Linked DNA regions of Homo sapiens: region 1 is linked to region 2. A link is a loop called in an ENCODE intact Hi-C map of the cell type or tissue named here. Cell type or tissue: chondrocyte. All regions are shown on one strand. Links, peaks and the distances in the headings refer to the core of each region. The heading gives the core; the rest is flanking DNA.

Region 1 (5,962 bases), core at 466-5,465, 65 kb before region 2:
TATGGGTAAAAAGATCTTTGCAGACATGATTACATTTAGAATCTTAAAATTGGGAGATTATCCTGGAATATCTGGGTGGACCTTAGGATAGGCATTCACTGCAATTCAAGTAAATCATCCATACCTTTATGCTAAAACAAATATAGACATAGGCAAATACATAGATATGAATATGCCACAAACATGACAATTCACTACTGATTAGAGACTAAGTTTGTGTTGTTGAGTTCGCTGGGTTATTTTGGATTTTACAAGTCACAGTTTATTATATGCCTTCCATGTGCATTTATACTCATTTGTAATCAAACAAACATTTTATCTGGATTAAAGGGAGTTATTTTTTAAGGATTTAAAAGTCATTTATATTATTATTCAAAAGTTGGTAAATTGGTAAAAAAAAAATCACTATGGGAAAGTTGAAGTTTGTAGGGAGGGGATGAAAAGTACCTTTTTATAAGAAGTAAACTGAAATGGTTTAAACCAGGAAGAAATTTATCATTTTTCAAAAAAATTAATCTGGAGATGAGACATTACAGGGTTTTAAAATTCAGTGTCAAAACTATGTCACTAAGTGACCATATTATTTAACTCTTTCCTTTCTGCTATTCTCAGTTGGCTTTGATCTCAAGTTTGATCGTATGACTACAAGGTGATTATCACAGTTATAGATATCACTATTTCACATGGACCTATAATAATCAGAAGAAGGCAGTTTCTCATGTCTTACTCTGTTTTGCTTTTTAATTGAAAGGAAAACCTTTCCCATGTTTCCTAAAAACACAAATTTGTTTTTAAACTTAAAAGTATATCGGTAATTTTATATAATGGTGAATATTTGGTAGCTCTTAACTATGTACACTGCATAAACACATTTTGTCTATGCGTTTACATTTGATCATAAGGCAACACTAGTCTACTGGAAGTAACTAGCAGCGGAGGAGAGGAGAAGATGGTAGAATAGAAGAACAAGGCAATAACCCTAGGAATACAGAGGGAACAGAAAAAAATTTGTACTGCCTTGTGAAAAGTTTTCTCTGTCCTGGCCTTCAAACTACATTCTATGCCTAAAATATTCCTTATATTTTAATTTGCTAAAATTTAAATTGGCTATTATCCAATAAAGCACTTTAGAATCCCATTTCCCACAAAAGATAATCCTATTCCAAAAGAAAAGTAAGAATTAATTTCTAATAAATCTTTGCCTAAATAGTCTCTTCCGCCTTCCTCTTTGCAAATCATCTACAAAATGCATTCAAATTTTGGTTTATAATGAAAAAGAAAATTTTTAAAAACTTATTTATTTGGTTTGAGCTTTCTGTTTGGTGTCTGGCACAGAGACTACTACAATAGTTTTCTACCTGCTTTTATTATTTCCATTATTACAATACCCAATTCACCCTGCATATATATACTTAATTTATCTTTGTAAAAGATCATTATTTTTGTGCTGCTACTACTCAGATAGCTCCTAACTCTTAGTCTTTCTCCTGAAATCTGATTCTTCTTTCAATATTAGGTATCTCAAGAAATAGAACTCAAATGTAATACCTTGTCAGAAATTTGAGTCCTTTTCAAACCCCTCCATAAAACCTACCCAGTGTCCCTCCATGCCCAAGTCCCGATAACTCTATCTCCTAAGTATCTCTTCAATGTCACTTCACTTCGAATTCACTGTTCCTATGCTAATCCATCCTGCCATTTTCCCTGCTTCAGATTCTGTGATGCCAGCTGACTGTCCCACCTCATCTACTTGTACTCTTAAATCTACTCTTTTCATACAGCCAGAAGAATGTTTTCAGAAGTACCCATTTAATCGTATGCTATTTTCTTTGTCACTCCTCATACTCCATGTATTAGCCAATTCTCATGCTGCTATGAAAAAATACCCGAGACTGGGTAATTTATAAAGAAAAGATGTTTAATTGACTCTGAGTTCTGCATGGCTGGGGAGCTTCAGGAAACTTACAATCATGACAGAAGGCACCTCTTCACAGGGTGGCAGGAGAGAGAATGAGTGCAAGCAGGGGAAATGCCATCTGCTTGTAAAACCATCCGATATCATATCATGAGACTCACTCATTATCACAAGAACAGCATGGGATAAACTGCCCCCATGATTCAATTACCTCTACCTGGTCCCACCCTTGACATGTGGGAGTTATTACGATTCAAGGTTATATTTGGATGGGGACGCAGAGCCAAAACATATCACGCCATCTGCTTCCCCCATTGCTTAAAACTCTTCAAATGTTTCTGATAATTCTTGGGATAAACACCAAATTCCTGAACTTGCCTACCAGGCACTAGCTGTAAGGCCTATACCATTTTTTTCCAAACTCAACTTGATTCATTTCTCACTCTCATCTATCTTCTTAAACCACATTGGCCTTCTTTTGGGACCTTAGTCCCTAAACAGAGCAACTCTCCTTAGTTCTTTCAGATAAATGTTGGTTATCCTTCAGATAGCAGGTCAAAGTGTTAATTCTTTAAGGATGCTTTTTTTAAACCTTCTTATATAAGTTAAATTTCTATTATGTGCTCTCACATTACTATATACCTCTCTTCTTTATTTGTCATAGTCACAATTTTAAATTTTAAATTTATTTATGTGATTTCTTTATCCAGATTGTTAGTTTCATCAAGGGAGTAATTACATCTCCTTTCGTGGTCTATATTAGATACACATTTTGGGATGAATGAGGAGAATTATGTCTTTGTTCTAGATTGAATAAATTTTAATCATGTTTGCCAACCTTTTAGGGTCGCCCACAATTTACTGCTCTTACCTTTATAATCCTAAATCTCATAATGTATAAAGTAATATTTGAGAGAGAGAGGAAGCTCAGCAGAGGAGTTTTTGTTTGCCCCGAAATTTCAAAATACAGCTCTTCCAGGCTGAAGAGAAAACATGAATATAAGCATATAAAAAGATAGTGTTGGAGAACTTATAATTCTGAGATTACCCTATGTTCTTGAGTAGTTTACAAATAATTTTGGAAGAAAAGGAGCACAGAATCAGAGTTTGCAATGCACAGCAACTATAATAGTATTATGGACCCAAAGTGCCCTGAATGATATTAAAATGAAAATGTTCTTTGATCATCCTCAATAAAATTTCATTGGGTTTTATTGGAAAATAATATGTTTCAGTTGGCAATATCAAGTATTAATATTTCTGCAACCAATTAAGATACTTATAAGTTCTTGCATCCACATATGCTTAGATTTATCATATTGAGATTGTCTTCACGCTAAGTTGGGGAGGGTTGGGGGTAGAGAAGATCCTTGTTATTCCATGAGACAGAGCATGCAATAGAGACAGTCTGAGGAAAGACAGAAGACAAAAACAGTATTTTGTACCTCACATTATAAAACTTCAAATCATTTAAGGCATCTGATATTGGGAAAGTCAGAGCTAGAACAAATTTCAGGGAGCATCAATATCAGAATGAAAATGTGAGTAAGAGAAAATCTTAGACTGAGAGACATCAGTGGGTATTCTTCCTAATTTCATATGAAAGCAATGCAATGTGACTACGTAAGAGATCAAATGATAAATTTATATTTTGTATTATCATGGCCCCAGGTTAACTCAACTAACTGACCACACTCTTTTAACTTGAAGAACACTATGCTAAGTGAAATAAGCCCAGAACAGAAAGTTAAACACTGCATGTTCTCATTTATTTGTGGGAGCTTAGAAAAAGTAGATTTTATCAAAGTAAATAGTAGAACAGAGGATATTAGAGGGTAGGAAGGGAAGGAAAAAAAGGTAGGATGGGAGGAGATTTGTTAAAATTTACAGCAAGATAGGAGGAGTAAGTTATAGTGTTCTTTAGAACTGTAGGATGACTATAGTTAACAATAATATACTATATAGTTTCAGATAGCTAGAAGAAAGACATTGGATGTTCTCAACACAAAGAAGTAATAAAGATTTGAGATGATAGATATGCTAATTACCCTGATCTGATCACTATACATTATATGTACTGCAACATCACTGTGTATCCCATAAATATGCATAGTTATTGTGTGTCAATTAACAATTATTTTTTAAAAAATTGCTAAAGTAGCATCACATTGCTCCTACCGGGCTTAAGATCTGACATTTATTTTCATTCTGGAGTTTGTTTTCTGGTCAACTTAGGAAGATGCTATCCTTAAAGTCAGAAAGAATAAAAGGGGGCTCACATTTCAAAGTTGAGCAGTTATTTCTTTGGGAACGTTCTTTCTTCTCAAAGCAAAAGTTTGGATCATGATGAATTTAAAACACAGGATTGTTTGTAGAAACCAGGTATGCTCAATAAAATAAGGAACAAATTGGGAGGGCTAAACTTTTTATACAATTATAGATTACAACTCTATATCTAACATTACAGCAACATGGCAATATATATGGTAATTGCTACCTGTTCTTAAGCTGAGATGTTCAAAACGGCTGCATTATTGTTATCTATTAATAAAATGGTGGGGCACTGTCAAAAGAAAGCTTACATTTGGTGGAGTAGATCTCAGGAGAGAGTACCTGGAATATTCTGCTGATTGGTAGATAGGATCAATGTGGGTCCTATCATGACAGAGAGTGAAAATCACACGTGAAGGAGTTTAGCCACTCTGTTCTTGCAAGAGGGACTGCCTATGTTTCCCTTGCTTGTCTTTAGTACACAACTAGTAGAGGAACCCAAATTAAATTCTAGCTAGCATATGATTGGAGGTGACAAGAGGAAGTGTTGCTTTTAGCACTGCAAGCTACTATCTGATACAAATTTTCTCTTACTCCCTCTTGATGGTGGAAAGATTCCTAGCAAAGAGGAACATAAGTATTAGGCCACATTCAACCATTTTAGGTAGGTTAAAATGATCAAGATAAGCAACATGTTTTTACTCTTAGCTTTACAATTTTGATGTAGCCTTGAATTCTTTTTTATTTAATTTTGAAAGGGCATGTAATAGGTACTTTGAAACTAGGGCTCAGCATAATGTTCTCAAACAGAATCAATGTGTGCAAAATTCTATAAGGGATCCATCCAAAAATACAAATGAAACTGGCAAGTTTAAGGAACTACATTTGCTTTGAAAAATAAAACACTAGAGAAATTGACTATAAAAGATGCTAGCATATAGTTAAAATATGGCACAAATGATGTTCTCTACTGGAAAACCATGCAATTTAGTAGCATATGCATTATACCACACGCAGCAAAACTGTGGAAAGTTGTTGCACTTTCTCCAGAAATTGCAGCATGTTTTACAAAGATTTCTCTATAGAAATGCAGTTTATATCAATTTCCTTATTCAATAACTGTCTTACCATGTGTCTACTATGTACATGACCATGTGCAATGGTTGGGTGGAGATTTATTTAAAGAGGAATGAAGACAAAGTGCTGAGAGCCTAGTGAAACAGAAGGCCCAGTAAATAAATAAGCTCAAGAGGTCTTCTTAAGTGCTATAAGAAAGACCTGAGGAGAGATCTGAAGAAGCACAAGGAGAGGGCTTTCCTGTAGCTTTGGAGGAAAAACTTGACCCAGGAAAGTAATGGAGCTGGATATTGGGTGACAGGTGAAAGTTTACTAAAAAGAGAAGAGGACTGACATATCCAGTGAGGGTGGAGCCTAATAACATCTTCAATACTTCAGAAATGTGAAAATGTATAAAAAGTTGACTAGCGCAGAGGCAGTATTATTTAGTGTTATATGAGAGAATTAACTGTGAGGGCTGGATTCTCTCACAGAAAGTTTATGGGGGCTGGGGAGTAAGGAGGGGTCAGGGATTTAGGGGAGAATAGAAGAGACTGATCCCCATAAGCCACGTGTATGTAGAACACTTTAATGCAATGGATTTCCTTACAAATTCTTATTTGATCCTCATCACAGCCCTATGAGCTGAAAAAGGCAGGTGCAGGGTATTATTTCCCCCATTTCATGGTTGAGAAAACTGAGACATGAAGAGATTAGGTA
Region 2 (5,962 bases), core at 258-5,257:
GTAACTGGATAGATGGTGGTAGTAACATATACTGAGGCAGGGAAACCAGAGGATAACTATCATTTCAGGTGAATCTTAAGTTTGGTTTTGGGCACACTGAGTTTCCTTATTTTTATTTTTTATTTTTTGAGACAGAATCTTGCTCTGGAGTCTCGCTCTGTTGCCCATGCTGGAGTGCAATGGCTCAATCTTGGCTCACTACAACCTCCGCCTCCCGGGTTCAAGTGATTCTCCTGCCTCAGCCTCCCTAGTAGCTGGGATTACAGGCATGTGCTACCATGCCCAGCTAATTTTTGTATTTTTAGTAGATACTGGGTTTCACCATATTGACCAGGCTGGTCTTGAATTCCTGACCTCAAGTTATTCACCCACCTTGACCTCCCAAAGCGCTGGGATTACAGGCATGAGCCACCGCACCCAGCCGAGAGCACACTGAGTTTCAATTGTGATTGCAATGCCCAAAGAGAGATGCCAGGTAGGCACCTGAATATTTATGAGCCTAGGTATTGAAGAATAGGTAGGGTTTAGAGATATAAATCTCATATATCATTGTGATGCAGATTGTAATTGATTTTGATGGCATAGCTGAGAATGTGTAGTAGGGTGAGACAGGAATAGGCCTGAAAGGGAGACAGTTTATTTTGAACACTATCCAAACCTTAAACTGTAATGGAGAAGCTGGCGAGGTAGGAGGAAACAAGAAAAGATGTAATCACAACAGCCAAGGGAACAGAGTTCCTCAAAAAAATTTAATGTCAAATTCTGCTAAAGGAGCAGGAGAAGTAAAAATCACTTACTAGCTTTGAATGCAAATCTTGGCTCTACTTTCGTATACTACACTGCAGCTGGGCAAGTTATTTAAAATCCCACTATCCATATAGTCTAGAGAACGTTACTGACTTCACAGGTCTAATTTAAATAAGACGGTGTTTGCCTAGTGCTTAGCTTACACATGTTCAATTATGGACTTTTCAGCAAGGGCAGAGGAGGACTCTGGTTGGGTTTACAGTATCTTTATAACTTCCTTGACATTCACTGTAATCAAGAAAAAATGAGTTTCTGATTCCTAACTTAAAATAAAGGTGGCAAATCTAGGTAGCATAAAGTTATTCCTAAAGCAATTCAAGTAGCTAAAGACTCAGAGAGCTGTGGTTATTACCTAATCTAATTACTACCTTCATTGAGCATCATCAGGGAATGATGGGTCTACACTAGGGCATTTTCCAGACGCTATCATCTTCTATGTTCCTTAATTTATTGGGTCTGTTTATTGAGTGTTTCCTCTCATCTTCTCTCCCTGGTAGCCCATGGTGATTTCAAGTTGTGGTCAGGATGCTTGTGACTAACAATTATTCCCTTCTGCCCCAAACAATGGCTAATTGGTTGTTTTAATCTGTTATGGGGCCACTGCCTTTTCTTTTTCTTATGATACAGCTTAAGTTTGGGGTTACAGGTAGCTTCTTTATGCAAACTTTTAATACAGCTATATATTAAATATATTTAGTGGAAGCCAGGCAAATCTGCTAATTGCCACTTCTGGTTGATGTTAAGAATGTTCACCTGTACCTTCAAAATAATAGCTTACATTAGCCAGTCTGTGCACCTTTAGTGTGCATAAGAATCATTTGGGGAGCTTAATGAGCACTGTAATCTCAGCCTTTGCTGTCAGTTTCTGATTCAGTATGTCTTGTTTGGCACTCAGTTATCTTAGTTATTAAGAAGCCACCAACATAATTCTAACAATATGGAGCACTTAGTGCAAGAGGTGTAGTGACTTAAATTATGAAGTAACTGGGTATACAGGATATGAATCCTAGCTTTGTCACTTTTTAGCTGTGAAACCTTAGGAAATGTACTTAATCTTAAGTTTCCATATGTATAAAATAAGACTCAAAATAGTAGCTACATCTTAGTTTTATTGTGAGGGCTAGATGTGTTAATCATATAAAGTACTTAGAACAGTATCTGGCACATGCTAAGTACTTGTCTTAGGTTGAGTTACTTAGAAGGTAAAGCCTAGGAATCTGGCTGTATTTGCTTATTTGAGAGATGATCTTAGAAAACCAAAGAAAAGAATGAAGGAGAGAGGGAAGGGAGTAAAGCCAGTAGAGAATGAATTAATAAAATGTTTGCTACTATGAGCAACTGATAATACCAGGTGGCCTTCTAAGAGGTACTTCAGAATTGTCCCACCAGTGCAGGGGTCCCCCACCTCCAGGCCGTGGACTGATACTTGTCCAAGTCTTGTTAGGAATCGGGCTGGGCTTCACAGCAGGAGGTGAGCAGCCGCCAGGCCAGTGAAGCTTCATCTGGATTCACAGTCGCTCTCCGTCACTCCCATTGCTACCTGAGCTCCACCTCCTGTCAGATCAGCGGCGTCATTAGATTCTATAGGAGCTCGAACTCTATTATTAACTGCACATGCCAGGGACCTCAGTTGTGAGCTCCTTATGAGAATCTAATGCCTGATGATCTGTCACTATCTCCCATCACCCCCAGATGGGACTGTCTAGTTGCAGGAGAACAAACTCAGGGCTCCCACTGATTCTAAATTATTGTGAGTTGTAGAATTATTTCATTGTATGTTATCATGTAGTAATAATAGAAGTAAAGTACATAATAAATGTAATGCACTTGAATCATCCCGAAACCATCTCCCGCTGACCTCATCCATGGAAAAATTGTCTTCCACAAAACCAGTCTTTGGTGCCAAAAAGGTTGGGGACCATAGCACCAGAGAAAGTGGAGGCTGGGGATTTCATCCAGTACGTTATGTTTCTCATTGGTTGAAAGTTTTCCCAGGGAGGTAACTTTCCCTCACATCTGGGCTGTACCTCTAAACGGCTGATCTGTCTTCCTTGGCTCTAGGGAAAGCCTTGTGGTGCAAAGCAAAAACATCATGGCAACTTGATAGGGGTCCTGGCAGTGCGTACAGAACTGTCAATCGAAAGCTGAGCTAAAATCAGGGTGCCGGAAGTATGTAAAGGGATTCATCCTAGCCATCTGCTACAATTGGTAAATCCAAATGACACAGTATGTGCTCAATAAACGTTAGTCATTAATATCAGGTTTTAGGCATTGCTCCAGGTTCTTTACATGCTTATTTCATTAACTTTCATGAAAACCCTTTGAAGTATTACTATGCCCATTTTACAGAAATTGATAACTGAAGAGATTAATTAAAATTAAGATACACAGTATCATACCAAGAGGCAGTCATATTTTAAAACTAAGTGTTCTTTTGCTATAGCTATCTTTACCTCAATGGAGATAAATCTGAGTGGTGGTAAGAAAGAAGACATATATCCCCAGAGTTTAAGTTTTTGAGTTTAAATACTTTATAGGAACACTGGCAGGTTTGTGTACTTTCATATACTAAGAATTAAAAAAAATTCCATATTTATTTATTAAAAATTATAAGAAATGCCAATTTAGATTTCTACTCTTTAGAGTTAACCCAGTTTTTTGTGGATTAGGCTATGTGTAGCTGACCTAAGCCTTTTTTAAAAATATCCTTTCTATTGCCATCTCACCATCAAATAGTTCCTCTATCTAAGATTGGTGGTGAAATTCAGGTCTAGGCGAGTTTTTTAACTTATGAATAGCTACTATCTCAGTTTGATGGGAAAAATACTTGAAGATTCTATGGGATGAGTTGTTTAATTAAATAATCTTTGAATCATAACATTTCAGAATAAATATTGCCTTAAACATCATCTAATTGACTTAGTTCCTAATGGGTAAGTTGTTTATTGTCAAAATGTTTAAGAACACAGCTAAAGTGCACAATAAAATTATTTTTGAAGCTAATAAAAACCAGAAGAGAAGAGAAATAAGCAGTCATTAGCATCTAATGATTTTTGGGGGGCAAATTTTGGTAAAAAAAATTTTTATGTTCATTTTGCAAAGAAGAAAATTGATACAATAAAAGAAATCCTATTATAAGCTTGACTTATATTACTGACTAATCATCTTGAATTAAAAACAGTTGAAAATTTCAGCTTGTTGTTTAATTCATATTGTGAAATGAGAGAAGTCGTTATATTTCTTATAAGACCCTTCCATATTCCAGCACAGAGTTGAAATAATACCTTAAAAGGAACACTTTTCTTAAAAGACTATTTTGCTAAGATTGAAATGTGAAATCGCTGATATGCTGAGGAGTGATTTTGAAGTGGGACCCGGTGCTGTGTCTGCACTTGGGCTGAGCCGACCAGCTGTGCTAGTTGTTCTGTTGGAAGGAATACCTGCTGAGAGTGTAGCTGGCATGCATTCCTTAATTTCCTGAATTATCATATCTTTATAATCAGTTTCTGAGCCATGACACCATTATAAAGACTGAAATACTAGGTTCCAGGAGAGTTTCTAGGAGATATACTTTGAAGTGGAATATTTAATTTAGCCTTTATCATTCAATGTGTGGTGTTCACATATATGTGTCTGTGTGTGTATGAATTTATACATATATGTACATACACTAGATTTTTGTTTGCCTTACCTAAGCCATGAGCCACTTATGTTAATTTATCATAATGAGTTTTCAGACCCCCAGAAGGTCTTCAAGTAGTTAAGTAAGAAATATTATCTCACTTAAGAAGGCTGAATCAGACAAAATATATTTGGATTGTGCATACACTCAGAGAAAAATAAAATTACATCTTACAGACACTGCAGGGTCCAAAATAATGGATACACTTTTAATTGAAAATGACAATGATATTATTTTCATAGTTTAATGATTAACAACTCTTTGCATGGGAGTGGATAGATGAAGTCAATTGGCTCATGTTTTATAATCATGCTTTTATGAGGCTCCAGTATTCCTTGTTTATACATTCAATATTCTTTAGCCATTAGCTGTTATTTTGTCCCATGCAGTTTAGCATTTCATAGAGACATTATGGACTTTTGCAATCAGTGAAAACTGGTGAAATTTTGAATTCAGAGAACAACAGTATTATTAGAAATGCTCTTTCATATTTTATAGAACATTTTGATAGGGTTAAACAAAATAATCTGCCATCCTTGCTCCATACTTTTTAATTGCAATTATTGATTAGACTAAGCTTTATTGTCTAAAACTCAAAGGTTTCAAGTATGGGTGAGACAGAGGATAGCGTGATAATATAAACAGAGACAAGGCATCCAGAAGAGGACCCTGTGTTTAGGGAAAACTATACACTTAGATGAGGAGCATGTTGGGTCTGAAGTGGTGAAGAGACATTCATGTAAAAGAATCAGCAGGTCACTTTTACATGCTTTACTGAGTCAAATGCTAAGATTCCCTTAAGAGAATTAACAATGGTTACTTCCTTCTTAGGAATTCATAAAAAAGCTTGCATTAATTTGGTGATAAGAATCCAACTGAGCAAGGGTAAGTAGCAAAATAAAAGGTCTCAAATATTTGTGCATCTAGTTTGGAGTGGACATAAGACATAGCTTGGACTAAGCATGAAGGTGGCAGGATTAAGTTTTCTGGCCCATAATTGCCATCTATATTCTGGTGACTCACATACCTATGTTTCCAGACCAGATTTCTATCTAAAGCCTAGTGGACAAGTTTACTTAAATGCTCATAGAGCATTTATGCTAAGTAATTGTATTTATGAAAATACATTTTTTTCATGTATCCAAAATCTGCTCCTTTTTTATTCTCTGTCAGTGAAAATCACCTCAAGCCTATAAAATTAACATCCTAAAGAGGGTATATTTTAAATTTACAGAATGTTCTTTTTAAAAATAGGATATGAATGGCATATGCCTTTATCTCTCTCCTTTTGGCTTAAGTTGAAAGTAGTCCCCAAACATGACTACAATTTATAATTTGTCTTTTTTTTAACCACTCATGGTTATTATGACCTGTGTTCTTGGATTTAGAAACAGATAAGCAAAGTATCTTATGTTTCTCTTTCATTCTAAACTATCCTGCAAGCAAACAAATCAAAACATAATAGAAAACTGG

What was found. Peaks named below come from ENCODE experiments on the same cell type or tissue, not always from the same donor. Only the 100,000 strongest peaks of a DNase experiment are listed, where the experiment ranks them.
Region 1: it touches region 2 in a loop (2.0-fold over the local background); 1 of 110 quality-filtered maps calls a loop at or near these places.

The regions. Positions count from the first base shown.
Region 1 is chr5:52,471,730-52,477,691 of GRCh38, reverse strand. No RefSeq gene overlaps it. Among named protein-coding and RNA genes, the nearest start is that of ITGA1, 310 kb to the left of the region's middle. In chondrocyte, for the core only: no CTCF peak of the experiment used is centred there; no DNase peak of the experiment used is centred there.
Region 2 is chr5:52,406,364-52,412,325 of GRCh38, reverse strand. No RefSeq gene overlaps it. Among named protein-coding and RNA genes, the nearest start is that of ITGA1, 380 kb to the left of the region's middle. In chondrocyte, for the core only: no CTCF peak of the experiment used is centred there; a DNase peak (open chromatin) is centred at 2,266.